2 separate regions of the Mus musculus genome follow, and region 1 is linked to region 2. The links are chromatin loops, found by intact Hi-C in ENCODE. Cell type or tissue: heart. All regions are shown on one strand. Links, peaks and the distances in the headings refer to the core of each region. The heading gives the core; the rest is flanking DNA. Region 1 overlaps Orc4 (origin recognition complex, subunit 4). Region 2 overlaps Kif5c (kinesin family member 5C).

Region 1 (16,336 bases), core at 4,078-12,077, 820 kb before region 2:
AGAGGATAGTTATTGCTGTGAAACAGTGGCAGGTGGAAAAGAGGGAGGAGAAATCAGCACATCTGAACTGCCTTTTTCCTAAGTACTCTCTCTACCATTCACACTTGAATTTATGTTCAGATCTTTTCTTCATTCGCCCATCCATTAAGGTTTTGAAGACAGGCTTTCCTTGTATAGTCCTGGCTGTCCTGGATTTTGCTTTATAGACCAGGCCTCCAACTCAGAGATCCACTTGCTTCTGCCTCTGAAGTGCTGGGATTAAAACTGTGTGTCACCAGGGCAGATCTGACGCTAAAATCTCTTTCCTAATAAACTCCAACTTTGCTCATGACACACAGAGGAAAAAAGGAATAGAATGGAAAGGTCACCAATAGAGTTAACAATCATCCTTAGGAATGGGAATTGAGCTCAGCAGGATAAAGTGCTTACCTTGCACCACTAAACAGAATAGCCCTACCCCACCCTCAGACACAAGTTTATCAAACCCATAAGAACTGTACATTTGGAGAACATGTTTTGATATATGTCCCCATAATGCTCAATGTAAATCAGGCAAATATTAATTTTACCTGAACCTTAATCATGAGGTTTTGTTTCTAGGCAGACTGTATATCATAGATTCCTTTTGGACTTTTCCAATGGTGGGTGATTAGTACTGTACCTAAATCTTACTTATGCTCAGCATGGATTCCACCTGAGCTTTGTAGCTCCAGTCCTTTGTCTATTAGTTTGATCTTAAAACCTTAATCTGATAAGACTTTGGAATGAGATGGTACAGCTAGATATCCCAATAGAACAGTGTGCTGCCTAGATATCAGTAAAGCAGATGGGAACTAATAGAGACAACTGGAACATGTGCAGAATGAGAGACCTTCAAACACTTAGTCCTAAATGGAAGTTTTTCATCAGAGCCTTCCACTTCAAGGATCAAGGAAACTCTGTGAAAAAGGAGGCAAAACCACTGTCCAAACCAGATGGGGTCTCAAGTGTTGAGATGGGGAATTGTGAAAAAGGAGGCAAAACCACTGTCCAAACCAGATGGGGTCTCAAGTGTTGAGATGGGGAATTGTGAAAAAGGAGGCAAAACCACTGTCCAAACCAGATGGGGTCTCAAGTGTTGAGATGGGGAATTGTGAAAAAGGAGGCAAAACCACTGTCCAAACCAGATGGGGTCTCAAGTGTTGAGATGGGGAATTGTGAAAAAGGAGGCAAAACCACTGTCCAAACCAGATGGGGTCTCAAGTGTTGAGATGGGGAATTGTGAAAAAGGAGGCAAAACCACTGTCCAAACCAGATGGGGTCTCAAGTGTTGAGATGGGGAATTGTGAAAAAGGAGGCAAAACCACTGTCCAAACCAGATGGGGTCTCAAGTGTTGAGATGGGGAATTGTGAAAAAGGAGGCAAAACCACTGTCCAAACCAGATGGGGTCTCAAGTGTTGAGATGGGGAATTGTGAAAAAGGAGGCAAAACCACTGTCCAAACCAGATGGGGTCTCAAGTGTTGAGATGGGGAATTGTGAAAAAGGAGGCAAAACCACTGTCCAAACCAGATGGGGTCTCAAGTGTTGAGATGGGGAATTGTGAAAAAGGAGGCAAAACCACTGTCCAAACCAGATGGGGTCTCAAGTGTTGAGATGGGGAATTAGACTCCCTTGCTCTAACCAAGAAGCTACCTCCAATTACAATTGTTTGCAAAGGAGAAAATAGTTCTCCAATCTCTCTGGGTATACAAACTATACTTAAGGATATGGACCATAAGGATTAAGGATAGCCAATACAAAATAAACCCAAAAGATTTAGTGTGTGTGTGTGTGTGTATGTGTAGGGGTCAGTTTCATATGGCTTTGTTTCAGCATTTTCTCCCGTACCGTTCTCTTCTCTAGCTTATGTATTCTGGCTTCCAATTTTGTATTCACGGGTTCTTTTTGTGTGCCTGTGTGAATGCTTTCTACCGATGCTCTTTCTTTCTCTTTCTGCTGTTAGTTTGCTGTTTTATTCTTGCTTTTCTTTTCTATTTGCCTGTCTTTTTGTGAGAGAGAGAGAGAGAGAGAGGAAAAAAGAGGGGCTCGTGGGTGAGAAGAATCTGAAAGAAGGGAATCCATGACTGATAGATGCATGAAAATAACTACTTTCAATAAAAAATTAAATAAAATTTTAAAAAGATAAAAGTTAACAGCTATAGTACAAGAGGTAAGAAAGACCCTAGAGTACAAAAAGCCTACTGGGCTCATCATGTAAGCAAAGGACCTTGTAAGATTGCAAAGACCAGGGGGTGGGACAGGGGACCATGTTTGTTTAACCCCCAGTCTTCTTAGCACCTTAATGGAGCTCTTCATTGTTTGGTTCCTCTTACTCTACAACTCATGCATCACTTAATAATTGTTTAAGAATGTTAATAAGACAAGAAGGAAAAACTATACTCTGATGAAATATTAGAATCGGGACACACTGAAGTAGATTCTTGAGCATTCTCACAGTTCCCTGTGAAAAGTATCACTGGGACATATTCTGTTTATCATAAAAATTCTTACTGGGAGGAAAAAACCTTGAATAATGAGAAAATATTAAATTCTTCAGGTGTAGCTTAACAACACTGAAAACATATTTCCAAGATGCATTAAAATGTACAAAGAGCATCTACAAATTATTCCCAGACACGTGCAGATGCCCTTTCCAAAACTGCAACAATGAGAAGGATCTACCCTCAGGATGCTAGGACTGCTGTGGCCTGAATACAAGACTCTGCTCACTTTTTAACAACTGCTACAGAAAATGAAGTTCTAGCTGTGCTGTACAAGGAATACCCAAGGCCCAAGCTTGTATTGCTTTACAAGAAAAAAAAAAAAGGCCTTTGCTTCCATATGGTCCCCAGAACCACACTGTGCCAACAACACTGGACAAACAGGACCTCGAAATGTGTCCTGTTTAATTTAATTTCCATTAAATAAATATAAGCTTAAAGTGCTTAGACTAAATTACTTAGAAAAATGAATATAGTTGGTATAATTTTAAAATATAAATCAGTCTTTTTAGCTACATATTAAATGAGTTTAAAAGAATGAATTTCTAATGTACATTTACTAAAATGGAATCTGCTGTAACTTTTTATAAATATACCAAATTTTAAAGACACAAAGGAAAATAGTTCAGGAAATACTTTTATCATAAATTTGAAAATATTTTTCATCAATTGGGTTATACTGTTACAATTTTTTGACCTTTATTTCCTATGCCTATAGAAAATGTAAAATTATATGAGATTTACATTTTCTTTGTAGTGAAGGAGTATATTTTAGGATGTCATTTTAAAGTTGTAAACTGACATCTTACCCTAAATAATAAACTTGACATCTTGTAACTGCCAACTTGTGGACTGCAGAGGGTTAGTTCCTTTTCAGTGGGCAAGTGCTAAGAACAGACAGCAGAGGGCAATATATCTTCACAAACTGTAAAACGGGCTAGCTACAGAATTATTGAAGCAGTTCATTTTATAACATTTTGCTGAAAAAATTCCTATAATAAAATACTCAAGGGTTCAAAGAGTTTTGAAGCAAGTTAAAAAAAAAAAAAAAAAATCGCTGGATCTGATGAAAAATACAACCAAATCAAACCATACCTTCATGACCACAGGTTTCTCAAAGTTATAAACAGAATGGGCCTTTCTTTGAATGAATTTCTGAAATTCTGCAGAGTAAGCAATGAGAACATTAGTACTTTCAAATAAGAAAAAGGCAAGAAACCAACAAGAAAATGATGCACTTCATCTTACCATTATACACCATTTGAAAATTAAAGGGCTCCTCTTCATATATGTCATTTAAATGTTTCATTGCTATTATAAGACAGATTTCCAAGACTGACAGACCTAGAATTAAAGGGAGATGGACTCCTGAGTTTCAGCCAAGGGTTCATACCACTAAACAAACTGTTATCTAGAAAATAACGCAAGGTTTTGAAGGGTAGAGGTCAGCATTTCTCTATTTTTAAAGGTATTCCAACAACTATTATCTATAAAAACACGAGTCATTTAACTTGTTAGACTTTAAGGCCTTTTTGCTAGGGGTGGGATGATCTACAACATAAGGATTTTTTTTTCTAAACTTCAAGGAATGTGCTATAAGTAGAAAAGATTTGATACCACAACAAACAGCAAATATTGTGAATATCATGTAATTTCAAGTATCATAGGCCTTTGGGAAGCATTTATGCAGAGAATTTCTGGAAAACAGATCTAAAATATATCTTATATTTCAAAAGAGATAGTGAATGCAAATGAGCAAGTGTCAACAAATATAATAGCACTTAGGGTAAGCAAGGAGAACATCAACAATAGTCCTACCTGGACTCCCCATGTGGTATGGGATGCAGAACACAAAGAGTGATAATATACTTATTACAGTATCAATTAAAAGTTGTATATAAAAAGCATTCTGTATACAGAGCACCATGCTCAACACTCATTATCTCAGAAAACATCTAAATCTGAACTTTTAAAATCAAAACATCAAAAGAAAGATTAGCAATGCAGTTTCTCACCATGTACAATATTCGCCTTAGAATCCAAGCTACACATATGCTGTGCCTCCATCAGATCTGCTGAAGTCATAAATGGGTGTGATACGGTTACTCGATTTAAAGCAAGCATCTAAAGAAAGGTGTATTTTAAAAAGTACTTATTTACTTGAATATTCTGGAGATATTTTAGAACAATCTTATTTAATGTCTTATAGTTTATTCTTGTAAGATAGAAACTAGGTAAATAACCTTAAACTTTGCTCCATGAAAATGTAGCAATGACTTAGTTCAGATGCTGTTTTCTCTACTACTTTGCATTGGAATCAAATTTATTACTCTCCAAAAGAAAAAACATTTTTAAAAAGTCTAATAAGAAAAAAACTGAAAGAATACTAATCAAATATCACACACCTTAAAAGAATAGCTATGTTTTATACAGATTTTTACAAACATGTAAAGGTAAGTTCAGTTTAGAAGTTACTAATTTTGAAAACAATTATAAACTTAGACAATTATCCTCTTCATTTAGTTCTCTTTAGGCAAACATCACCTTCTAGTACTAAGTTTACCCTCAATTAACGATTTGTATTTGGAATACAAGAATTTAGAATTTGTAGGTGTAGTAGATGTATTATGTAGCAATATATAGATAGATAGATGTAGCAAACATACAGCTTCAGGTTAAATGGGGACTTCAGATACTTTACAGTTAATGACAAGAGGTTGGGAATCCCTGAAGTTCACTCTTCTACAAGTTAAAACTCAGACCATTTGTGGCTCTTTTGTTTTCTATTTTTTTCCATTTATTGTAAGGTATTTCTTACATTAAAAAAAACAAAACAAAACAGAATTATATATAATATTCCACGTTTATATTTTTAAAATATACCTGTTACAGAGTTGTGCACAGTGGCCTTGAGTGTACTGCACCTTTTGCCACATAAAATAGTCAATATCTTTATATTAATATATTCTTATAAACTATAAACTCTATACTGCAGGTATTAATAGATAACACAATTTAATTTCTAAGCGTTCTATAACCAATGCAATCTAGTTTTAGAACTTATCTTCAAATGAAAATGAGAATTAATCCACATTTAGATTTCAATTCTAGTTCATTCATTTTCTATTATACTCCTTTGTAATTACTCACATTTCCTCACTTCCTGTTGATAAACACATGCCATTTTTTATTTTTTGTAATGATAAAAAAAGACTGCAGTAAAAAAAAAAAATGTTGTTTATGCATCTTTATTTGTGGATGGATACATAAAGATTCTTAATCCATAACTTCACTATAGCCAAGTTGCTAAAAATGACAGTATACTTTTGATGGGTAGAAGGGAATTAAACTAATGAGATAGGAAGTTTATTTAGAGAAAGACAGCATTCCTTAGTAAAAGCCGATGTGGGGAATAAGAATCAGTAAAGATACCATGGTAGAAAATTATGAGACATGCCATTAGATTGATTAAAACAGACTAAATGGAGATCCAGCTTTGCCATTTACCTGCTGTGAAAGAAGGGGAAGAAGGAGAAAGAAGAAGGGGAAAGGGAAGAAGGAAAGGGGAAAGGAAAGGGGGAAGGGGAAAAGAGGGGAAAAGAGGGAAAAAAGGGAAAAAGGGGAAAAGAAGGGGGAAAAGGGGGAAAAGGAGGAGAAAGGAGGAAAGGTGGAAAGGGGGAAAGGGAAAGAAAAGAGAAAAGGAAAAGAAAGGGAAGGAAAAGAAGAAAAAAGAAAAGACTACAAAGGGACCAAGAAGACACACCTCCTTCCTAGAAGACAATCTGAGTGTGTCCACAGAAAATCCTAAAGAATCTAATTTTACAAGTCTGAGAGTTCAGCAAAACTGAATGAAGAACATAAAATTAACATACAAAAAAGCCCAATCACATTTTTATGCAGTAACAATAAAAATCCTAATCATAAAGCAACTGCTTTAAAGGAAAGTGAGATGCTTAAGAATGATACAGTTAAAGTACTGCTCTGGATCTCTGCTGGAGAACTACAGAGTATCAATGAAAATAACCAAACAAGAACTCTACAAGTAAGCTGTGCATTATCTTCAAATACCAGCATAATTAATGTAGGACATAAGACATTTCTCCTCAAATGCATCTATAAGATTCAAAGTTTTATATCAAGATATAAGTAGTACTCTTGAGTTACATACTATTGGTGGGAATGCTGAAATAGTCTAGCTAGTATTGAAAACTGTTTGAAGGCACTTCAAAATGTTAATACAGATTATTAATGAATGTATCAAAACATAAGATAGTCCATTAATATGTATAGTTTTTATATGCAAAATAGGCATAATACGTATGTACTTATACATAAAAAAATCATCCATAATATGTATAAGTTATTTTCATAGATTAGGTAAAAGTACAAACCAATAGCATGTGTAATGACTGCAAGTTTTTGTTGACACTGAAATGTTTCTGTAGGACTTCAAGCACAGTTGAATCTTCAGAGAGACACTAAAAAACAAAAACAACAAAATCAACGAAAACATAGCTTGATCCCAAATTCCCAATCTATAATGGGGAAACTATATAGTCAAAACTAGTGAGATGGATGAAAAGAATGTAGCACAAATCACAACAGAGAATAAGAGTTCTAATATTTGAGAAAACAGTGGAGTTACAAGAATATAGTGGGGAAATTATGAAGAGCTATAAGAACATGAGCTGAAACAAGATCATGTCACAGTGACAACAAAACGGTGTCATCATATACCTTAAGCACAGCTATCTGCAAAGGGATTGAAAAGGAAGAAAAAAGAAAGCCCAACTAGAGGCCATTACAACTGTGGAGAGAATTCAGACATTCACAGAAGACTTGCCTGATGAAGCCTTCATTGAAAAGGAAACAACAACTGAGAATGATGAACTATGGGGGTGGGCAGAGTATCTGTGCAGAGTAAGCTGTGGTCAAGAAGTTATAGAGTGGTAGACAGAAAAAGGAGCAGTGAAAAATGACACACTAAAGCCTGTAAGAATGTACAAGATACCACAACAATCTAGAAAACAAGCTGTATACATTAAACATTCCTCACAATAAAGCAGCTTAAGGGAGTGTTTATTTTGGTCCTACTTTTGAAGGGTACAATCCAGCATGGAGGGGAAGGTACCATTACAGGAGCTTAAGGCAGCATGTGCCAGTGTATATGCACTGTCAGGAAGGAGGCAAAAATGAATGCTAGTTCTTAGCTCATGTTTTCCTTTCCATTCAGTATGGAACTCTAGCACATTGGAATGGTGACACCCACATTTAGGATAGGTCTTCTCTCTGTAGTTAATTTTTTTCTGGAAATACATGCATGCAGAAATGTGTTTCCATGGCCATCTAAACTAGTCACAATGACATGAAGATTAATCATCACACAAGCGAAGAAGCTTCAAGAGGGAAGAGATAATCAACGATATAATACAAAGTAATTTTTAAAACTTTACAAGGTACATTAAGAAAATGCCAATGGATAGAGAGACAATTCTAGAGAAATGGGATTTAATGGAAGGTAAGGAATAGAGATGAAAAGAGTGAATTTAACAAAGTAAGCAAAGATGCATCGGCACTTGGCATAATTTTTCAAAAGTCCTCTGCTGGCTACAAGTCAGAACAAAACCATGATCAGCATGGCAAGCTATGCCCATGGGAGGAGTAGGGCTGCAAATATGAACTAGATTTAAGACTCTCTACAGGAGGAACATGCCTAGAACTGTAAATTAGGCCCAAAACCTATGGCTGGAGCGCTTTACTCTACTATTCTACTACATGGACACTGTATCAAACTGCCCTCTAAATTTGTATCTGGTACAATGCTCAGACCTCTTTTAAAAAGATTATATAGCAGATGGTAGTTAATGGAGAAACTCACAACTGGTCAAAGTGCAGAGTATAAGTGACTGATTAGTATATGGTCAGAAATGGAATATCTATATATTACAACTTTTTCCCAAAGTTCTGAGACCATCTCAGAAGAGGGAAAAAAGATTCTAAGAGCCAAAGGGCAAGGAAGACCAGAGTAGAAATGCTAATTCATTAACTCATGGTAGCTGTGGCTATCTGGACACTATCAAGCCTGTTAGCATTATTCTAGCACAATATGGGAAGGGGTTCATGAGCCCCCAAACATTGGCTGAGGGGCTAGGACATTTGATAGGTTCTAGGAGAGGTAGAGTCAGTTGTTCCTGACAGGCTGGGCAGTCTCCAGCAGATGGCCCCACGACCAAGTCTATACTTAGCACTATTAGGACAGGATAAGTTGTTTTTAAAAAAAAGCAACAACAACAACAAACAAACCAACCCATATAATTGAAGGACATTGTATGGCATGTTAAAAAAATTAAAAGACCATTAAAAATCCCAACAAATATAAAAACTGAACTAAACCTCCATAAACAATGACAAAAAGTCAAAAGCCCCAGAAAACTAAATGTTTTCATCCCTACTGGAGCTATAACACCATGGTTTGCTTCTTTTACCCAAAAAATATCTAAATTTAGGGAATAAGCTTTTATCTCTTGAAATGAAGTTTAACATTTTCAGCAGATTTATTTCCTACTTAAATATTCATTTTCTATTGCTTTTAAAGTGCTGGTTGAAACTACAGGTTTATCTTAAACCTAAGCAAGCAAGTAAACAAACCAACAAAAAGCTCACTACAATGTCAGCACTGGCATAGAGGCTAGCTCCCCAAACCACCTTCACCACAAACTCACTCAATAAGGGACAAGGACTCTGGCCATGTTACTGACAGACTTTCTAAGTATATTTTACAAAAATACCTATCCATGCAAAGCAACTCAAGATGATTGTCTAAAGAGAAGAAAATAAGAGCTCTAAACCCTAATAGTGATAGCTCTCCTTTGGTCAGTAAAGCTACAAGACTGCCACAATGAAAGAGATCATCCCCTACCATGTACCATTTAAGTTTGGGGGCTATAAATTCTGGAAAAACAACAAGAAAACTGAAAGCAGGTTGTCGGCAAATCACAGCTGATGTAACGAGGAAAACTGCAGCTAGGTCATTATTACACCTAATTATTAAGGGAATAACAAATAAAAACCCATTTATGTACCACATAATTGTCACTATTTTATTCGCTTTAATTTTCATTTGTGGTTGCACCTCACAATGCAGGGCCCATGGGTTTAAAAAATACATATATAGTTATAGACACTCACAATATAACAGATGGATGATGGCCTTGGCTGTAAAGTCACCAGAGGAAAAGAGAGAAAATAGGCATGGAAATAATAATATCAACAGGAAAACTGATATTTAAATGCAAAGGAACAACTGCATTCAAATTTCTCAAAAACATGACAGAGTTTTTAATGAGCTCAGGGGATATAGAAAGGGAATGAAAGCCTGTTAGGCACTGAGAAGTAAAGCAAGCAGCCAGGGACCTAGATGTTAAATTCCAGACAATAGTAAGAAAAAGAACAATGTGAAGTGCCAACTACAAGGAACATGCCCCATAGAGATCTTGCATCAGACACGGTTTTAATACGAGAAAACTTGTTTAGTTAGCAATCTTCTGAGTCCTATGAAAGATTAGTCTGATGGAAGACCCAAACTAATTACTCTTAAAATTAAGATATTATACATCTTAATATAAACATATAGTGGTTGTGATGGATAATATTGACTGTTGACTTGTTAATGAGAAATTATCAGGATTAGGAGAGCCTGTGGCACATTCCTGTAAAGGATTATCTAGATTAGTTTAATGAGGTGGGGCATTAATCACCAAGAAACAGAACTGTTTGAAAGGATTAGGAAATGTGGCCTTGTAGGAGGAAGTGTGTCACTGGGAGTGGGCTTTGAGGTTTCACAAGCCCCTGACAGGCTCAGTGTCTTTCCCTTGCCTCTGCTTGTGGATGAGGATGTAGCTCACAGCTACTTCTCTAGCACTATGCATGGCTGTGTCCATGCTCCCTGCTGTAATAATAGAATAAGCCTCTGAAGCACTAATATAGCCTCTAAAGTATGTAATTTACTTTCCTTTAAAAAGTTACCTTTGGTCATGGTATCTCTTCACATCAAAATAACAGTGACTAATACTCTCGACTAACATTCTCGACTGTGGGTAGCACTACATGGGTTGAGATTCTGGGTGAAAAGGAGAAAGAGCTAAATAGGAACATCCATCACTGTCTCCTAACTGCAGATGCTACTGACCAGCTGCTGAAAGCTCTTGGCCTCCATGACTTCTCCACCTCTATATCCTCAAACTCAACTACATAATCTCAAAATAAACTCTTCCTATCGTAAATAGATTTTCCTATGCATTTTTTTACAACAATGATTATTATAGGTGGGGAATTATGAATCAGAACAAAGTTAAAAATAAAAAGAAATTATATCTAAGCACTGAACCTGTGTAAAACAAGATGTAGTTTCCCAAGTAAGGTCTGGCTGTCTGGTTGCCCGGAATACATAAGAGCGGAACCACAGCCTGGACAGTGTCTTAATAAACTAATGCCGAGAGTCACTATCAGCTAACAAACCAAAGCAAAGTTGTTTATAAGAACTGGAAATAAAATAAAAACATATATAGAAATAAATATTAGCTGGGCATAGTGGTGCATGCCTTTAATCCCGGCACTTGGGAGGCAGAGGCAGGTGGATTTCGGAGTTTGAGGCCAGCCTGGTCTACAGAATGAGTTCCAGGACTGCCAGGGATACACAGAGAAACCCTGTCTCAAAAAATCAAAAGAAAGAAAGAAATATGAAATATCAATGCAGTTTCTTTCTAAATTTATAAAATTTATAAAATTTAGACTATGCAAATTCACTAAAAAATTATCTAAAATGTAAACCAGGTATGGATTAAAAACTTCAACTACTGACACCCGAAGTTTTTTGGAAGAGATTGTTTTAGGAGACAGGATATTCTATTGCTTTTAAATAAGAAAAAGTTTATAATTCCGGTCCCTTAGTAACATGTAAAGATAAATACAGCTTTGTGATTATTGCCAACTTACGTGAACATTCTCATTCCATCTCTCAGCAAAAGCCTTATCTGGGAATTCTGCAGGTAGAGATAACTGTTCTTTAAATATTTTCAAATATTGTGGAAAATCAAATGAATTCATTAAATGTATCTGCCGGTGAGAAAATCGTGACTTCACTCTCTTTTCTAAGAGTTCCAAAATATCCTTGAAAACAAAAATGAAATTCATATAAGATGCATGTTGAAAAAATGCTGTTAGTCCCTTCCGCCTGGTCCTTGGTGCTGGGGCAGACCCCTAGCCCTAGTTGGTCTGCTCCCCTGCACACTCCATATCCTGATCCATCCTAGAGAACCCCCTGCACTCAGAGAAGTTGGTAAGAACCCCCACCCCCCCCAACCCCCACCCTTGGGAGCCTGGTGGACTCAGGACACATCACCCACCAAACCCCTGCCCTCCCTTTCCATCCCTTCTACCCCTTCAGCCCGGTCCTTGCTTCTGGGGCAGACCCCTAGTTTGGTTTGCTCCAGTAAAGTTTCCCTATCCTGATCTATCCTAGAGGACCAGCTTCACTCAGAGCAGTGGACTGAAGGCCTCCCAGGAGATCTACTGCAGCCAGGGCAACAGATCAGCAGCCCCCAGTTTGGAAGGCTCCACAGGTGGTCTGATACAGCCAGGGCAGCAGGCCTACCTGAGACCTGAAGCAACCCAGGGACAAAAGAGGCAGACTTCATAGAGTCACCTAGACCAACAAACACCAGGGATATCCAGATAGTGAAAGGCAAATGCAAGACCACAAACAACAAAAGCCAAAATATTTGGGCATCATCAGAACCCAGTTCTCACACCACAGCAAGCCCTGAATACACCAACACACTGAAAATCAGGAATCTGTCCTAAAATCCTATCTTATGAAGATAATAGAGTCCTTTAAGGAGTATATCAATAACTCACTAAAAGAAATAGAGAAAACCACAGGCAAACAGGTAAAGGAATTGAATGAAGTGATACACAAGACCTAAAAGTGGAAGTAGAAACATTAAAGAAAACACAAATGGAGGCAAACCTGGAAATGGAAAACCTATGAAAGAGGTCAGGAATTACAGATATAAGTATTACCAACAGAATACAAGAGATAGAAGAGAGAATCTCAGGTGTAGAAGATACAGTAGAAGAGATGGACACAACTGTCAAGAAAATTCAAAACATAAAAACTCCTAACCCAAAGCATTCAGGAAATTCAGGAAACAATGAAAAGACCAAATCTAAGAATAATCAGAATAGATGAGAACGAAGATTCCCTGCTCAAAGGACATGAAAATGTCTTCAACAAAATCATAGAAGAAAACATCCCCAACATAAAGAGAGAGAAGGCAATAAAGGTACAAGAAGCATATAGAACACCAAATAAATGGGATCAGATAAGAAAATCTTCTTGTCACATAATTATAAAAACAAGAAATGCACAGAGCAAAGAAAGAATATTAAAAGCTGCAAGGGAAAAAGGCCAAGTAACATACAAAGGTAGATCTATCAGAATTACACCAGACTTCTCAACAGAGACTATGAAAGCCAGAAGAGGCTGGTCAGAGGTCATGCAGACTCTAAGAGAACACAAATGCCAGCCTAGGCTACTATACCCAGCAAAACTCTCTATCAACCCAGCCTTACAGAGGATTCTGGAAGGAAAACTCCAACACCAAAGAAAGGACAAGTTACTAAGCATCTCACAACAAAGTCAGAAGCAGAGTGTCACAAGCACATAAAGCGACCTAAGGAAACAAACATACCAGGAACCAACAACAGTCGTCCCTCTTTAATATCTCTGAATATTAATGGACTCAAGTCACCTTTAGAGACATAAGCTAACAGACAGGATATGCAAACAAGATCCAGCATTTTGCTGCATACAAGAAAAATACCTCAATAACAAAGACAGGCCCAATCTCAGAATAAAAGGATGGAAAAAGGTCCCCCAAGCAAATGGAGTTGCCATCCTAATATCCAATAAAATAGACTTTCAACCAAAAGTTATCAAGTGTGATGAAGAAGGGCACTTCAAATTCATCGAGGGGACAATCCACCAAGAGAAAGTCTCAATTCTGAACATCTATGCCCCAAATGCAAGAGCACCCACATTCATAAAAGAAACTTTACTAAAGCTCAAAACACACAATGAACCCCAACAATAATAGCGGGAGATTTCAACAACCCACTCTCACCAATGGATAGGTCATTGAAACAGAAACTAAACAGAGACACAGTGAAACTAAAAGAAGTATGAACCAAATGGATTTAACAGATATCTATAGAACATTTCACCTTAAAACAAAAGAATAAACCTTTTTCTCAGCATCTCATGGCACCTTCTCCAATATTGACCATATAATTTATCACGAAACAACCCTCCACTGATACAAGAAGATTGAAATAATACCATGCATCCTATCAGTTCACCATGGCTTACGGCTGGTCTTTAATAACAGCAAAAACTACAGAAAGCCCACATATATGTAGAAACTGAACATTTCTCTACACAATGGCAACATGGTCAGGTAAGAAAAAGAAATTAAAGTGTTCCTGGAATTTAATGAAAATATTGACATACCATACCCAAACTTATGAGACAAAATGAAAGCAGTGCTAAGAGGAAAGTTCATAGCACTAAGTGCCCTGATAAAGAAACTGGAGAGATCTTATACTAACAACTTAACAGCACACCTGAGAGGTCTAGAACAAAAAGAAGCAAACTCAACCAAGAACAGTAGACAGTAGGAAATAGTCAAACTCAGGGCCTGAAATAAACCAAATAGAAACAAAGAGAACAATACAAAGAATCAAAAAAACCAAAATCTGGTTCTTTGAGAGAATCAACAAGATAGATAAACCCCTAGTCAAACTAACTAAAGTGTCAAGAGGCAGAATTCAAATTAATAAACTAAAAAATGAAAATGACATAACAACAGAAATGGAGGAAATTAAAAAAAAATCATGAGATCCTACTATTAAAGTCTATACTCAAAATGACATAACAACAGAAACGGAGGAAATTAAAAAAAAAATCATGAGATCCTACTATTAAGATCTATACCCAACAAAACAGGGACATGTAGATGAAATGGATGGTTTTCTAAAGAGATGCCACATATCAAAGTTAAATCAAGAGCAGGTAAACTATCTAAACAGGCCCATATCACATAAGGAAATAGAAGAAGTCATTAAAAAAACCTCCCAACCAAAAAAAGCACAGAGCCAGATGGATTTAGTGCAGAATTCTACCAGACCTTTAAAAGAGACCTGATACCAATTTTCCTCGAACTATTCCATAAAATAGAAACAGAAGGAACACTACTTAACTTGTTCTATGAAGAAACAATTATTCTGATACCTAAACCACACAAGGAGCCAACCAAAAAAGAGAACTTCAGTCTAATCCTGCTTATGAATATCGATACAAACAAACTCAATAAAATTCTTGCAAATCAAATCCAAGAACACATTAAAACAATCATTCATCATGATAAAGTAGGCTTCATTCCCGGGATGCAAGGTTGGATCAATATGTGAAAATCCATTAATGTAATAAACTATATTAAAAAACTCAAAAAGTACATGATCATCTCCTTAGATGCAGAATAGGCATTTGACAAAATACAATACCCCTTCCTGTTAAAAGTATTGGAGAGATCAGGAATTGAAGGCCCATACCTAAACATAATAAAAGCAATTTACTGTAAACCAACAGCAAATATCAAATTAAATGCAGAATTCTACCAGAATTCAGAAAGGTGAAGCAATCCCACCGAAATTGGGGGCAAGACAAGGATACCCACTCTCCCCATATCTATTCAATATAGTACTGGAACTGCTAGCTAGAACAATAAGACAACAAAAAGAGATCAAGGGGATACAAATTTGTAAAGAAGAAATAAATGTATCACTATTTGCAGATGATAGGATAGTATACATAAGTGACCCCAAAAATTCTACCAGAGAACTTCTCTGGTTGATAAACAACTTTAGCAAAGTGGTCAGATATAAAATTAACTCAAATAAATCAGTAGCTTTCCTTTATACAAAGGATAAACAGACTGAGAAGGAAACCAGAAAAGCATCTCCATTCACAATAGTCAGGAAAAATGTAAAATATCTTGGGGTAACTCTAACCAAAGAAGGGAAAGACCTATATGACAATAACTTCAAATCTCTTAAGAAAGAAATCGAAGATCTCAGAAAATGGAGAGACTTCCCATGATCATGGATTGGCAGAATTAACATAGTAAAAATGGCCATCCTACCAAAGGAAATCTATAGATTCAAGGCATTCCCCTTCAAAATCCCAACACAATTCTTGATATGGAAAGATATGGAAAGAGCAATTCTTAAATTCATCTGAAAAGGCAAAAAACTCAGAATAGCAAAAATAATTCTTAACAATAAAAGAACAGCAGGGGGAATCACCATCCCTGACCTCAAGCTTTACTACAGATCAATCATCATAAAACTGTATGGTATTGGCACAAAGACAGACAGGTTGGTCAATGGAATAGAATTGAAGACTTGGAAATGAAACCACACTTACGATCACTTGATCTTTGACAAAGGCGCCAAAAATTACAGTGGAAAACAGAAAGCATCTTCAATAAATTAAATGGCTGGTCTAGCTGGCTGGCTGTATGTAGAAAAATGAAAAAATTTGTGACCTTGCAAAAAGCTGAAGTCCAAGTAGATCAAGCACCTTAACATAAAAACTGACACACTGAATCTTTCTAGAAGAGAAAGTGGGAAAGAGCTTTGAACTCATTGGCACAGGGGGAAACCTGAACAGAACTCCAGTGGTTCATGCTCTAAGAT
Region 2 (16,336 bases), core at 2,914-10,913:
CTTTCAGTCCCGAAGTATGAGACCCCTGGTTTCTGGATGGGCAGGATTTGGGTTCTCCAGGCAGATGTTACCTTTCCTAGAAAGAACTCTACACGGCAGATTACCAAGCTCCTGGAATGGCCCCTGCTGCACTTTCCCCATCTAATGAGTGAACTCGGGACTGGCCTCTTGGTGTCTGATTCTGGAAGGGGAACCAGGATGTCAAAACCGACACAACTAACTAAAAATTAAACATGATGTTTCATTTCAGGATGATGAAATTAACCAGCAGAGCCAGCTGGCTGAAAAGCTGAAGCAACAGATGTTGGATCAGGATGAGGTAACAGACACAATGAATTCTTTTTTACAGAGGGGTTTTTTTTTTTCTCTCTCTCAATCACTTTTCGTTGATAATATTAGTCCTAGAAATACAGTTTGCAAATAGCCTTTTTTTTCTTTTTTTTTTCTTTTTTTTAATTGGGTATTTACTTCATTTACATTTCCAATACTATCCCAAAAGTCCCCCACATTCTCCCCCACCCACTCGCCACCCACCCCAAATAGCCTTTTTTTAAAACCTTAAAGCGCATGGAGATTTCTTGGTCGCCCTTCTCTCAGGGTCTGCTAAAGGTTGGTTGTGGCAATGTGTAGCCAGCAAGCTCCTGACTCTGTAGTACTCTGAGCCTCAGGGTTGCTCTGTGCCGCACTTAGTCTTTGGGGGGCGGGCAGACACCTCTGTCCCGGGGAGGGTGGTGCTTGCTCAGTCTCTGCAGCAGCATCCCGTTATTTTAGGCTACTTCACCTCTACGAACTGCCTCATAGACAGAATGGTTTTTGGCATCTGAGTATAATTAATCATATTCACCCCGTTAGCCTCTCCTATCTCACCGGCCTCTCCTGCTTCTCTGTTTCCTTTCCCAAGCCCTCAAGAGTCCATGTAGAACAGAAAGTACGTGGCATTTGTCTTCCTGAGTCTGGCTTATTTTGCTTATCATGATGATGTCTTAGATCCTTTCCTACAAATGACATGATCTCCTATTTCTTTACTACTAAGTAAAACTTCATTGTGTGTATTTATATATCTATTAATCGTCTGTCTGTCATCTACCTACCCATCATATATTTACCTACTTGCTGATTTGCCTGTCATCCATCCATCCCGTCTACGTCTGTCATACTTTCTCTACCTAGTCGTCTGTTGATGGGCACCTAGGCTGGTTCCGTAACCTGGCAGTTGCAAAAGGCTGGTGTGTGTTTTAGCATAGACTGTGTCCTCCTGTTCTGCCCTACAGGGGATACACAAACAAAATCAAAAGTAGACCATCAAAGAGGAAAGGCAGCTGGGGCCGTAGTGCTGCTACTCTGTATTTGGTACACTAAAAAGGAGGCCACCTGGTTTCAGCACCCCCCCGCCCCCCGCCGGCATTCATTTCTACCACAAATGTCTTTTTTGCACCGTTCTGCAGTGGATTTTACAAACAGGAACCCAAGCCAAGCACAGCCAGCCGATCTACCAGAGACAGCATTCTCTTGCTGAGATCACCTAAGTATTTTTCTCTTTTGTGCTTTAAGATGCTTCGTTGCTAAAGTGCCTTTGGTTGGCTTATACAGTGCCGGCAGGTGGCAGAGATCGATGTCCCAGTCTCAGCCCCCACACCCAGGGAGCTCTGTAACCATTTCCTTCCTTTCTGCTTCCCATCATCTTTCCAGTGTAATGAGTGTGGTTCTGCAGGGAGGCAGGCTGTGTCTTTGGAGTCATGTGAACCCTGTTTAATAGATTCCTACCTTAGCTGTGGTTGTGGCCACTTATGTTCCCTGTTGTCCGCTTCCACATGTACTCTGCATCTCCAAGAGTGGTTCAGCTGCCTTGGATCAATTCCTTTTGTTACCATTCAGACTTTAATATTTTTTCCTTGCAAACTGATAAATGTCCATTAAGGAAATCAGACAATAACAATGGTAACAGCTACATGAAACATCCACAAACCCAGGACCTCATTTTACCATGTGTATAGATTTTAGGGTATATTCTTCTATACAGTTCTGATAAACAGTAAAGGAAAGTAACTTCATTTCAAGTACTGTTTGGGTGATTTTGAAATGAACTTAAATACAATATGAAATTGTGGCACTGTTTCCAGCGGCTCTGCCAGTGTACTGCCACTCATTAAAAGCAGTTCTCCCATCTTTTGTTTAACATGAAAAAGCCAACCAGCTGTAGTGCCCTGGTGTACGTGTGTGTGTGTGTGTGTGTGTGTGTGTGTGTGTCTCAGTCTGACTTAGAGCATAAAATTCTTAAAAGGTAAAAAAGAGAAAAGATTTTTGAAATAACACTTGAAAATGTGTTTAGCATCTGTAACACACGGTGAGAGTTCTCCACAATCTGACTGCTCCCAACTTGTTCTCCCGGATCTGGTTTTAAAATTGCTTTGTGCAGGGAGAGCGCAGGTCGTTGACATATAATTAGTGCACTCACCTGGCCTTCTCCTTGCCCCAGCTCCTGGCTTCCACGAGAAGGGACTATGAGAAGATCCAGGAGGAGCTGACACGCCTCCAGATCGAAAATGAGGCAGCTAAAGACGAAGTGAAAGAAGTCCTCCAGGCCCTGGAGGAGCTGGCTGTCAATTACGACCAGAAGTCACAAGAAGTGGAGGACAAGACCAGGGCCAACGAGCAACTGACTGATGAGCTGGCCCAGAAAACGGTTGGAGCAATGGTGTTAAAGGGGGCGGGGCTTCTCTGTTAACAAATGGGAAGGCAGTTGGCTGAGTGCTTATCTGTGTAAGACTTGGTGTGCTCCCTGAGGCCTCTCCTCCAGTCCCTTCACCACAGACTACCCAGCACAGCTGCTTTACACCCAGGAAGCTGATGACATCAGCAAGAATGCTTTCTGGAAAGGGTTAAATGCAGATGCTAGATCCAGGAAAAGCTTAGTGAGAAGTTTGACTTTATGGCTCTTTTGGCCTCAGGCGAGATTTTTAAACCGTCCTGAGTATTCATTGCTTTATTTCTCAAAAACGACAATAATGTGCTTCTTCATGGCACCTGTGTTAGTGACACTTTACGTAAAGCACTTAGCAAGGACCTCTGTGTGTGGTCACTGAATAGCACCGAAAGCGTTGTTACTAAAGAGCAGAGGCAGGGGATGCCCAGGAGTTCAGCAGTCCACAGTTTACATCCTGCTGAATGACAGTGTTCCCCGACTTCCCACCCTCTTGTCCTAGTCGGAAGGACAGAGGTAAGCTGGCCCTGTTCACTGGCTTCCAGCCGAGGGATCGCTGTATTTCTGGTTCCTCCCTGAGAGACAGCTGTTGTGGGTTTTACTTGGTGGGCTAGTGACAGGTAGTCTGCTGTGGCCGGTGAGCATTTGGTGATGTGGCGGATGCCATGCCCTTTGCTGCCTGGAGATGGCTCACAGAGAAATTGAGTTGCTGTAGCCTGGTGTCCTTGGTGGCTCTGCCTGAAGGACCTGGTGTCCTGGACTGTGCCATACTACCTTAATAGAAACATCAGTCCCGGGCACTCAGAGCAGGGTGGGGAGGAAAGCACTGGCTGCTGGCAGTGGAGCGGACAGGAAGTACTATTTACTCCCCACATCCTACTGCATCGGGGAAGAAAGGCCTTCCTAATGGTTTCCATGGGACAGGGCTGCTATGTCTGTGGTATTAAATAAGGTGAAACAAATAGTTGGCAGTGCTGATGGACTGTAAGTCCCTGCAGACTCACTGAGAGAGGACTGCCACTCTGCCTCTACTCAGTGTCCCCCTGGGTTCCTACAGCGTGTCCCTTCTGTGTTGTACATCTGAAAGCAAGGCAAGATTTTCTATAGTACGCTTCTCGTTTTGTGTCAGAACAACTATTATCAGACTGCTTTAATATACTATTTTTAGTAAGTGGTAGCGACTCACTGAAAATGCCTTTGAATTAACTTGCAAGGCCCGGGGAGGAGAGGACTTCCTTCTGCAGCACAGGCTGTTGGTACCAAGATGCTAGAAGAGCTACGATTCCAGTGCTGCGCCTGAAGAAGGCATTGCTTCTCCTGCTAACAATCGGGGTGGGGGGATAGAAAAGAGGTTAATTTGATGAAGTTTGGTGAGAAAATCGAGCTTTTGCTGCTATGAAGAAGCTCTGCTATGGAACCTGAGTAATTCTGAAGAATTATAGTATTTAATTTGGCTTCCCTGAGGACTAGAAGATGTTCTAAGTTGTTACCTATCCTCATTAGTGTTTGTCTGGGCTATTGATTCCAGACCCCATTACTCAGGGTATTTGGATGGGACCCAGGGAGGAGATTTTTGTTTGAGCATGGAGCTGGGGAACCTGAAATAGAACAAGGGGGAAGAAACAACCTTTGGTAAGTTAGAAAATGTAGTTAAATCCTATAAACGTAGGGCCTCTTTTTGCGCCAGTGTGTACAGGTAGAGACCAAGTCAGCCCTCAGCATCCTTCTTTAAAGTGTGCTCTGTCTTTTTATTTTGAGACAGTCTCATTGTTTTGGAACTCACTGAGTATGGTAGATTGTTGTCCAATGGCCAGAGGAATCCTTCCAGTCCTGGGATAACAATGGCGCACCACCAGACCCAGATAGAGCTTCCAGGATTCAAACCTAGGTCCTTATGCTTGTGCCCCAAGCACCTTACAGACGGAGCTCTCTCTCCAACCTCTTATTTATTTAAAAGGCCTTACTACAATTTACTTATTTTTATGTTCACGTACCATGGTACCTGGGTGGAGGTCAGAGGACAGTTTGCTGGAGTCAGTTCTTACCTTGACCCAGTGAGCCCTGCTCTGGGCCCTGAATTCATTTACAGTAACTCACTTTGCTAGCGTCGATATAACCAATAATAATAATAATAATACATATCTAGTAATAATACATAGCTGGTTTTACAAGGTAACATCTCTGAATTAAGTTTCTGTATCAGAACCAAGTGCTACGCAGCAGTCAGCCTTCAGAGTGCTTTTCCACTGAGATCAGAGGAGTGATTAAAGAGCTGGGTCTGGCATGGGCTGTTGAGCTCTGGAGGTCACAGGTGGAAATTCATGGGCCACCTTGGTAACCTGTGGCTGACTTTGTTTTCCAGACGACACTGACAACCACCCAGCGAGAGCTGAGTCAGCTGCAAGAGCTTAGTAACCACCAGAAAAAGAGGGCCACAGAGATCCTGAACCTGCTTCTCAAGGACCTGGGGGAGATAGGCGGAATTATTGGCACCAACGATGTGAAGACTGTAAGCCAGACTTGTGTTCTCTGTTCCTACCCTGACTGGTGTGATCCGAGTCAAGCTCTGCAGCACCTGAGGCTCAGGGCTGTACTCTGCACCTGGCGCATGCTGAAAAAGGAGAGCTGGCGCATGAAGCAGGGGCTGGGGGAGGGGATGGAGAGGAACAGTTTGCCTTTCAGATCTGGGGGGCATCTTCCAGTCTTGGTTGGTTTTGTGTGGCTTGTTTTTTTTTTTCTTTAGCCTTACCTGCAATGCTCTCACACTGGGGCTCAGCTGGGAGAAGCTGCAGGCCAGGTCTCAGTCCCCACCCTTCCCCACCCCCCCAGCCCAATGCAGTGAGAATTCTCCAGCCAAGCAGTACGAATTGAGAAAGCTTCCAGCTGAAAGTCATAGGCAGCTAGCAGGGGCTGAAAGAGTAAACCACACTTAATTATGTGTAACAGGAGGAGGCTAGGCCTTGTTACTCAGGGTCATCTGCATCACCTGGGGCTAATTAGCAATTTAGACCCCAGGCTGACCTCAGACATACTGAAGCGGACTCTGTGTTTTAACAAGATGACTCGTGGCTTATTAAAGTTAGAGAACCCAATTTGGTTTCATTGCAGTGGCTCCACAATCCACAGGACCCGACTGTTGTGTTTCCTCTCTGCCCATCCTTAGCTACTTTCATTTTCATATCTTTACGCTTTTGCCTCGTAGCAAGATCACTGCTGTAGCACCAACTGTCAAGTCTTTATTCATTTACATCCAGTGTGCTGTATCACTAACCACTTTTATCCAGGAGAGGGGACTATATACCAGAAATTCCCAATCTTATGTAGCCTTAGGGCAGCTGCAAGGCAGCGGTTTCAGGCCCTGCCAGGTTAAGCTTTTAAGTCACGGCTAGGCTGGTCTGTGCTTGACGGTTAATGTTTAGAGCCACATGTTGCTGTTGAGCAGTGTAGTTCTGACATGGGGCTGATTAAAGGCTCGCAGGACCTCATGGAGTGGATTTGTGGGACGTTGGCACCTCCTGCTGATAACAATAAGAAAAGATATTTTTATGCTAAGATCTTACACTGAGCTGAGGAACACATTAGTGAACTCAAAGCGTGTCTGTGCTTTGCCATTAAAGGTCCTTCCTGCCGGAAATCCTAAGTATGATGAGAGGATTTTTAAATACCTAATTGCATGCTTTGGGATTATTTTTAGGTTCCAGACACTAGATGCCCTTAGCTAATTTCATTGATGACTCTCACTTACAGATCACGGTAGTCTCAGAGAGCCTCCTTCCATGCTGGACCAATGGCAAAGGCTGCCAGTGTATCTGTGCTGTTGCATTATGGGAGGGATAGAACGGGGAGCAGTATCGGGAGGCAAATCTCAGTCACCAACCCAACTCACGTTTAGCAAGGGCCTCCATGATGGGGAGTCACAGCTGATAATTGTAGCTTTTCCTGCTGGTCACTTAGTATTGTGCTGCAGTCATTGTTAGGTGGTATTGAATTCTTATATGGTTAATAAATCACAATACAGGAACGCAAAACTGTATACTTCATGTTTGCTACCAATATTTAGGGCTCATACCCAATATCATTTTATCTCAGTTCTCAAATGTTTACACAGAAAAATATGTGATTTAATGACAGCAATGATAACATTTGAGGAGGTGGGAGGGGCAGAGAGGGGGCTGATGGGAGGACACCGAACATCAGAAATTGCTGGCGTTCCTGGGCTAGATTCTGCTGGGACATAGTCTTCCTAAGGTGCAAGGCTGCCCTCTGGTGGTTAAACATAGTGCACACAAAGCTACTTTTCTGCATGGTTCAGCTTGTATACCATGCATCTTAGCAGATGGGTCTAACCCAATACCTTGTCTCCATTTTTGTTTTCTAGTGGAGTTCTGAAAGTTAGAAACCAGATATACCTCATTCAGGAATTCTGTCAGAACCATCTCTTGTCAGTGTTAACTTAGGCTTGTTCTTAGATATCTTATCAGAGTAGGTTACTGTCTACTTGGAAGGGCAGCTCCAAAAAGGCAAAGGAAAAGATTGGTAGCAGCAGATGGCTAAGCATGGAAATTTTCACATGAGGAGGCACTGGGCGATTGGTGCATTCTCTGGCATTAGAGGTTCTGTTTGAAGAGTGTGGTGAAAGTCTTTTATAGTTCAGCCATTGCATGTAGACATCAGGCTCCTCACCACTACGGAAAGTGTGGAGAAGAGAATTGAAGTGCTGGGTGGAACTTCTTCTCTACAGGCGAGATTATGAAGGGCCCCCACTAGGGACATTGGGTCACCGTTGTAGACATGCAGGGTGGGGCTTCTGAGGAGGGTTCTCCTTCATAAATTCTTCAATAGTTTTTCTTCTCGTATCATCCTTTCTATCCTCAAATCGGTTATAAGGAAGTGTATGGTTAACAGAGGAGCACGTTTGATGTGGGTTTTGGTGGGAACTTTCTTGTGTGCAATCTCTGAGGACTTGATGGTGACTTCGACATGTATGTTTTTGGCTTCCCCTGTGGCTACAATGTTTGCCCCAAAGCTAGGGCTGTCTCAGGGACCCATGGTTAGGGTTCACAGACTTCTGATGTGTCCTTCTGTGCTCAGCTGGCAGATGTGAACGGGGTCATTGAGGAGGAGTTCACCATGGCACGCCTGTACATTAGCAAGATGAAGTCGGAGGTCAAGTCTCTCGTGAACCGCAGCAAGCAGCTGGAGAGTGCCCAGATGGACTCTAACAGGAAGATGAACGCCAGTGAGCGCGAGCTGGCAGCGTGCCAGTTGCTTATCTCACAGGTAGGCTATCCATTGGACCCTGTTCACGAGCATCCATTGAGGTCTGCCCCTGATCCGGTGCCCTTCTCAGGGTTAATAGTGCGTACTAGGGAGAGCCAGTGCACTCGGCCTTATATGAGTGGGCCTTAAGATAGCCCACAGTCCTCTTGTGTTTCTGAAACAAAGATTCCACTTTGTAGCTGGGATTATCCTTGAACTCATCCTCCTCCTAAAGTGGGACGTAGTGGGACGGTCTGATGCTGCTTGTAGTCCAAGATTAGTCTTGACCTCTTTTCTCAGCCCCACCCCTCACCCCGTACTCGAATATGGGTGATTGGTGTGAATTGCCAAGCCTGGTCTCTGGGTTTATCCTTAAACCTAGATTTTGTTGTGTAAATTACACAAACCCCTCAAGGCTTCTCTGTCTTCAAAGTGTCTCGATTTCTCTGCCCACTCATGGATGGCTTTGTAGTTGAGCATATATGATGTATCTTTAAGTCTCCTATTAGCGCGGGAAGATTCCTACATCTGTAAATCCCTACCATGGGAGCAGTATAAGATGTATGGGTAGAAACTACTGTGGGTGGTGGTGGCAGGTGCTGTTGCACTGTTTTTCACATGTACACACAACATAAACATGTCATGTGCATTTTCTTGCATGATCTTTAAAAAGTTTTGTAGGGAGATTTTATTTATTTATTTTTCAAATAAAGGTATGATTGTGATTAAATACTTTGCAAAATACACGACGGTGAAGTCTGGGTTTCTCAAGCTCAGGGCATGTGTCCTTGATGAGCTAGCAAGCCAGCTCTTTCCCCATTGGAATGGCGTTTCCATCTCAGGAAGGTAGCTCAGAGGACCATGGGACAGTTCTGGGCTGCACGGACATGTAAGCTTACATTTGGGTTTGAGATTTCCAAGACGGTACCAGTGTGTGCTGTTCACCACCTCATAGCTGAGTCGTTTGGGGAAATGGGTACCAGTGTGGACTGGCATGTCTAACAGTGCCAAGCAGCAGGGCATCAGATTGTGCTATGGCTTTAAACGTATGATGCAGTAACAGAAAGAGCTCCAACTTTCTTGTCTAAAATGGATTCTATGGGTTGTTTTTATATGAAGTGAAATATTATTTAAAGGGCACTTTAGTGCTGGTATGTGGTAGAATGTTGATAAACATGATGAGATATAATTTAGCAATCCTTTTGAAAACACTGGTAAAATATAAAACCAGAAAAAAAATACATACTTGGTGTTCTGTATGTGTGAGCTCAATACAGGTGTGCTCACATGTATGTGCACATGTGGAGACCAAAGGCTGGCTTTGGGTACTTTCTTCTGCTGCTTTTCTTGTCTACTATATATGCTCATGATGATGAGTCTAGTGCTTGTGTTTTGGCTAGACTGGCCAACAATCCTCTGGGACCCACCTGTCTTTGTCCATCCTCAGTACTGGGGCTGTAGGCAAATGCCACCACTGTCAGTTTTTATATGCCTTCTGGAGATTCAGATATAGGCCATTATGTTTGTGCAGAAGGCTACTCTTTGTACATTTCCCTAACCCGGAAGTATCGTTTGGTCCAGTAATTTTATATATACTATTTTTCATTGGTAATGGAGATGACATTTTTAAATGTCATATGGCATTATAATTTTCTGATTAAAATATTAAAAGCTTATATGGAAACTATGGATGCACTATTATTTGACATTATTGTAAAATACATTACCCAAATACCTGTTAATAGACAAATGATGAAGTTATGTGGAACAATATTACATAACACTGACAAAAATCCATAAAACTTGGGCATTTGGAAAGTGTAATTATAAGTAACAAAAACAGAGTTTACACACACACACACACACACACACACACACATGCCTCTTAATTTGTAAGATGGTATGTTTTTTTATAACTATATTGTCATTAGCAACAAGAACCTTTTTTTTAATTTGCAGCAAGACATGTTTATAATTTATAAAAACTGAGAGGAAAGTACAGCCCAACTCTAGTCTCTAGGTCACCTCTGAGACTATGGCATGAGCTTGTTGGCTGTTCCTACTCCCAACAGTTGGGGGCTGAAGTCAGCCACAGGCAGAGCCCAGCCCTTTCTCTGTCCAGCTGGACAGAGCAGCTCCATGCCCAAATCCTGCCTGCACACCGTACCCTGCCATGACTACTCAGGTTAGCTGTGCCCCGTGTGGGTGAGCGAGGAGGAGACGGTACAGCCTGCAGAGTCCGTAGACAAGGGCATGACTCAGTCTGCAGTGCTCAAAGTACTCCCTAGACAAGGACGCAGGCTGTGGATGCTGCTCACTGGAGCCAGTGCAGCCAGGGAGAGGGGGAGCAGCACTCACTCTCAAGTGTGGGGTCCCCGGCCTTGGGGTGATACTGACTGCTGTATGAGAGCTAGGACGCTTCGAAAGTCAGTCGGGAAAGCCTTCCTAAGTTAGCAGCCGGTGCACTCCCCACTCTGCCACAATACAGAAAGCCTTTGCTTCTGTCAGAAACCTTGCCTCTTTTCTGGTGTGGTTTATGAAAACTAAGAGTATTCCTCATTGAAATTCTCTCCCTTCTTTGTTCATATCGTATCCCTTCCAAAGCTCTTCCAACTGGGTTGCCGAGGAGTAGTTAGATCACTGGGATTCATTCGACTGGGTCGTCCTGCCCGGAACCTGAGTCCCCAGATCTAGAGGGAGCAGTCTGTGTATTCCATCTGTCTAGAAGTCACATGATGCCTGTTCAGCCCCTGAGCTCCCACCCATTTATTGACTCATTCCACTGGTGTTTATTAATTATCTACTCTATACTGTCATGAGCAAAAAACCAGTGATGTTAAACAGAAGCCAGGGGCTGTGAGAAAATGACAGAACCTAGTAAGGAGTCACCCAGGGCATCATGTGCGTGTGTGGAGGGAGGGTACAGGCAGAGAGGAAACCTTAAAGTGCAGAGTCTCTAATGACCAGAGTTGAACTGTCTCTGAGGGACAGATGAAGAGCAGATGTGCTGTTTGAATCTATAGGTACGTGTCCATAGAGAGAGGCCTTCAGTCCTGGGTATTCCTCCTCCCCCTCCTCCTCTTCCTCCTCCTCCTCCTCCTCCCCCTGGTGCTCCCTTTGAATCCAGGCCATTGCTTACACTGGGCAGGTGCTCTACTAGTGAGCTACACCATTAGCTCGGTAGCTTTTACCACAAGGAAGGAAACCAGGGCAGGCTTTGGTCTCCACGTGGGACAAGTGGGAGAGCACAGGACATGGCCACACAGCATTTGGCAGCATCTGGCAGCGAGCTGCAGAGTACATGGGAGAGACAGAGAGCTCCCTTGGTCCTCAGTTCTGAGTCCCAGGCAAAGGACGAAATGTTGTGCCATTCCTCGGGGAGGTCTCTAACGTGTCTTTTCCAGTTGGACAGCTGCAGGCGAGCCGAGATAGTCAGATGCTAGGTCCTCACCTTTGCTTCTGCTCTGCCTTCTTCTTCAAAGCACGAAGCCAAGATCAAGTCTCTGACAGACTACATGCAGAACATGGAACAGAAGAGGCGGCAGCTGGAAGAGTCCCAGGACTCCCTCAGCGAGGAACTGGCCAAGCTCCGGGCCCAGGGTAAATACTGACTCCTTTGCCGGTGTCAGATACTTGGCCTGAGCCAGTCTGGAGCTGGCTGAGGTCTGATGTTTAGTTTTGTTCAGCTACAGTGTTTCTGGGAACTGTAGCATAACTGAAAGAAACACATGTTACCCCACCCTGTGTCTGCTGCCTCCCAGCTTTCCTCTGTCCACTCAGCTGACTGGGCCAGCATCCTCTCCTAACCCCATTGGCCTCTTGCTCTGCAAAGCTTGTCCCTGGGCTTGTCAGATATATCTCTGGTGCTGCTTATCTGTTCTGATTGCCTTGGAACAACCTAGTTAGTGATTGTGGCTAAATCAGTATTATTGAGGAGTCTCACTGCCATCTTCTCTGGACTGGTCACTCTACTGTGTCCCAGGGGTGATTGTGAAATGCAAATTCTGTCTTATGGCAAACCCTATGGGTCGTGCCCTTCCTCGGGATTCCGTTCTTGGACTAAGTGCTAGGCTTTTGAACAAGTTCTTCTCTTAGCTGTGTGGTACCTGATACACAGGAAACACTTAATAAATCCGAGTAAACATAAGCAAATATTGAGTGGCCATCAGAAGTGCAGAAACGAGGTCAGGGTTTAAGAACATTGCAGTGTGTAGAATGAGAGCAGTCACACAGATTGAAGGCTGAAATGAAGATCAGTTCTTTATAGAACAATGTGATAATTGTAACAGTTCTTCAGGCCATTTGAGCCTCAAATTTTAAGCATTTATTGCAGAGTTTGATTTTATATTTTTAAAGATGATGACGACGACGATGATGATGATGATGTGTGTGTAGGTGCCTGAGGGAGCCAGAAGAGGGTGTTCAGTGCCCTGTAGGTGGAATTATTGGCATTTGTGAGCTACCTGATATGGATGTTGAGACCTAAACTCTGTCCTCTGGAAGAACGTCAAGTGCTCTTAAATACTAAGCCATTTTCCCAGTCCCTCATCACAAAGCTTTAGATCAGAAAAGCATAAACAAGAATGCAGAGAAGAGGAGAAAAGAAAACCATCTAAAATATCTAAAAGTTCAGTAGACTTTAATAGGTTATTAGTCTTCATGTCTGAGACAGCACGTGTGTGTGTGTGTGTGTGTGTGTGTGTGTGTGCGTGTGTGTATGTGTGTGTGGCCATGGTTATGACACAGTGTTAGGGATACAATCTTTATTGCAGTTACTAAAGATAAATGGATCCTTGTATTCTTAGAAATTAATATTTAAAATAAAATCACTCTGATGAGTAGTAGGATGGATGATGTTATTATTTCATTCCTTTTATTTTCATTTAAAGCTATTTACTGGATAAATACATGCTGCATCAGGTCTAAAGGCAAATTAAGAAGAAAGGGCCCTGCCATAGCTTTGTAACATTTTATTTTGTGGTAAGGAATGGACTTTGGAGTAAAGCACGCCTCCCAATACTGGACAAAGAAAAAGCATTTTCCTGTCTTGCATATATTTGCTGCAGTGGGGACACTGAATAGAAATATAAACAGAAAAGGCCTGAAATAAAGTAAAATAGACTAGAGGAATGATGAGTCGGATGTCAATGCCCAAACGACATTTGCTCCCCACCCCACACAGCTCACTGCCCTTGCACACATGCTCAGGGAACCCCATGAGGGCACAGAGACAGGAGTGCTGGTCACAGCCCTGCCCACCTGGGGCCCCCTGGTGAATCCAGAAAGTGTTAGAGTTTGTTTCCCTAGTTTTCATCTTTAGCTTGTTTCCCTGCTCCAGATTCTTAGAAAATCAACAGCTACTCCTGGGAGGTAAATTAACTCCTTGTGGAATCTTCCCGGTGACACGAATCCAGATGTCACCTCAAGCTCACAGGGGCTTTATAATCTGCACCCTCAGGGCTGGCTCCCAGAGGCCAGGTGGGAAGCGATTCTGGGTCTGCCTGCTTCCAGGCAACCCCTTCCTTTCCCTAGGGATGCAATCCACTCTGCGTCCCAAGTACTAACACAGGCCAAAGGAGAGGTCAGCCCGAGATGTTGGGTGTTTGCCAGGCTCCCCCTACTCCATGCCAGCATTTGCACTGTGCTGTTATGGTTTTGTTTTGCTGAATTTTTGCTTCAGGGTACGAGCCCTGCAAGTTAAAACTCCAGTCACTTTTTACTGTTTGAAACAGAAAAAATGCACGAAGTCAGTTTCCAAGATAAGGAAAAGGAGCACCTGACGAGGCTGCAGGATGCTGAGGAGGTGAAGGTGAGTGTGTGCACATCTGGAATGATCTGTCCCCAGACCTGTGCATGTCAGTCAGACAGGGAGAAGAGGACCCATGGCTGGGCCCGATGTAGTGACAAGATGCTGATGGGACTGCAGGAAGCCAGAAGTGTCTCTGCATACACCTACGCTGCACTAATGTCTTTGTGCTCCCTGCTCCTGAAGGGGTTAAGTGACTTGTCTGGAGTCACCCAGGTAGCAAGAAAGCTGTGATCTGACTGGCCTGACTGGGAAAACCACGGGTCTCAGATGAGAGGGGGTAGAAGGGCAAAGGCAGACTTTCTGTGCATCGTTGGGCTGGTTTGCCTCTGGGGCCCACTCAGTTTTGTGACAGATTCACGGGTTTTGCTGTACAAATGAAGCAAGGCCGGGGGCTTGGGCACACGAGCCAGAATCGCCCTTAATTTTGGGGTTTAACATCTGAGGGAGATAGATAGGGATCCAGGGCTTGTCACTGAGGGGGCAGAGCGCCGACTACTTGACGCCACATTTCTCCTGGCCTGGCTTGCAGAAAGCTCTGGAGCAGCAGATGGAGAGCCACCGGGAAGCGCACCAAAAGCAGCTGTCCAGACTTCGCGATGAGATTGAGGAGAAGCAGAGAATCATTGATGAGATCCGGGAGTGAGTTGGCTGGGGGGCTCATGGGATACGGGCGGGCACGGGCAAGCCTTGGGTGGCAGACTTAAAGGACATGGCTTTTGGCCAGGGCCCCTCGTCTCTGTGCTTGGACTCTGTGTGCTGCCTCTGAGGTCTGTTCTCCCATCTGGAGCCCAGCCCCACCCCCGCCCCCAATGCTCTGGTACAGCAGGTGGCATGCAAAGCCAGCTGCCCCTTCATATCAATCCAGCCAGTTCAGGGGTGACTCAGCTTGGAAGATACACACCCAGGAGCTGGAAAGACTAAATGAATGTATGAAGAAAAAAAAAAAAAGCCCAAACAAAAAAACCACAAGACTATTCCTCCTCCAGGAATTAACAAACACTCCAGAGAAGCTGTTTGGCTTTGTTGCCTCTTCAGCCCAACAGATTATGCACCTGTAGCCACCTGGTCACCTGTGTGCACATCTCAAAGACCTGTGCCAGTATGAGTCTGTGCGTGATAGATGGCAATATACCCTTCCCGCTGCTATCAGGATGACATCATTGCAACTTAACTCTGGATGCTGCCTTGTGACCACATCCTGCCTTCTCAGAGTCCTTGGGGAGCCCCCCTGCTCCACAGTACCCTTTCCTTTTCTGTAGCACAAGTCCCCCGGTTACAAAGCTTGCTTATGGGGGGGGATCTTATTCTGGGGTTCATTATGCTCTTTACATAGTAGATCTTCTTGGCAGTCTCTGAACCCCTTTGCAGAACAGCCTTTTAAATGCTCCCCTAAAAAGCATACTACTATAAAGAAAATATGTATACTGAAATAGAATTTCACCCACTGCCCCTCCCTCCCCAACTAGGGCAAGACCCTCTCCATTACCCCTCCCACCACCCTCCCACCATCACCACTGCTTCTTTCTATAGATGAAGAATTAGATATAGGAAGCAAGGTTGAATTATTTACTTAAGGTCACACGGCTAAATAGGAATCAGACTGGAGCTAAGCGTTTAATTCTCCAGGCTACTGATCCAAATCTTTTCAGAGTATGTGAGCTGCTTGCAAGAGCATTTGCATCTTGAAGAAGAGGAGGAGGGAAGCAGGAGTCTAGCTGGTGTGCTAGCTCTGTGCAGCCTGTCTGAGGACAGGCCTCTGCCTGCTCTGTCCCCACCCCTTCTGCGCCTTCCTATTCCAACACCCCTTGAGCTTCTCCTGGACACAATTCTGATTAATATTCCTCAAGACATTGTTCTGAAAGAGAAGGAAAGAGAGAAAGGGAGATAGCGAGAACATAATATAAGTCAGTGCATGAGTTCCTTGTGGGAGCTTTCTAGACTTGGGCTCTTGGTGCTTCTGGCTTCCTTCACACAGTCTTGTGGTCTCAGCCTCTCGGAGGGCTTTATGAGCACTGGCGTGAGGCAGAAGTGGAATAGACCCTCCTGTCTTAGAATTTCTGTTGCTGGAGAAAACACCATGACCAACAGCAACTTGTGGAGGAAAGGATTTATTTCGAGTTAAGCAGTTGACAGTTATCATCCAGGGAAGTGAGGACAGGAACTTAGGGCAGAGGCTCTGCAGGGCTGCTGCTTACTGCCTTGCTCCTCATGGCTTGCTCAGCCTGCGTTCTTACAGCACCCAGTACCACCAGCCCTGGGATGGCACCTCTTCGGAGAGCTTGTTCCTTCCATAGCATTCATCAATAACAATAAAATACTGCAGACTTGCCTTCAGGCAGATCTTGTGACAGCAGTTCCTCAATTGAGAGCCCTCCTTCCCAAATGACTTCAGCTCATGTCAGATTGACATAAATTTGACCAGCACAGCCAGATGCTGACTTTCTGTCTCCACAAAACCGTACTCCAAGGGCTGCCCCATGTCGGCTGCCGTCCTCCATGGAAGACAGCTTCCGACACTTGTGGGGGGATGCTGTTGAATGGCCAAATAGTTACTGAGTATACAGCTG

The links. A loop is a pair of places that touch in the nucleus more often than their neighbours do. Peaks named below come from ENCODE experiments on the same cell type or tissue, not always from the same donor. Only the 100,000 strongest peaks of a DNase experiment are listed, where the experiment ranks them.
Region 1: it touches region 2 in a loop (6-fold over the local background); 30 of 42 quality-filtered maps call a loop at or near these places.

The regions. Positions count from the first base shown.
Region 1 is chr2:48,905,650-48,921,985 of GRCm38, forward strand. It overlaps Orc4 (origin recognition complex, subunit 4), which reads right to left. Exons shown (of 14, transcript NM_011958.4): 9 at 11,516-11,689; 10 at 6,913-6,999; 11 at 4,537-4,645; 12 at 3,770-3,865; 13 at 3,617-3,684. Among named protein-coding and RNA genes, the nearest start is that of Orc4, 35 kb to the right of the region's middle. In heart, for the core only: a CTCF peak has its summit at 8,736 (motif pointing right); no DNase peak of the experiment used is centred there.
Region 2 is chr2:49,727,641-49,743,976 of GRCm38, forward strand. It overlaps Kif5c (kinesin family member 5C), which reads left to right. Exons shown (of 26, transcript NM_008449.3): 13 at 251-319; 14 at 2,477-2,683; 15 at 5,064-5,210; 16 at 7,793-7,981; 17 at 11,443-11,560; 18 at 13,693-13,769; 19 at 14,299-14,408. Gm46738 (a long non-coding RNA gene) reads right to left here. Exons shown (of 2, transcript XR_003953827.1): 2 at 15,862-16,336. Among named protein-coding and RNA genes, the nearest start is that of Gm46738, 11 kb to the right of the region's middle. In heart, for the core only: a CTCF peak has its summit at 6,968 (motif pointing left); a DNase peak (open chromatin) is centred at 6,931.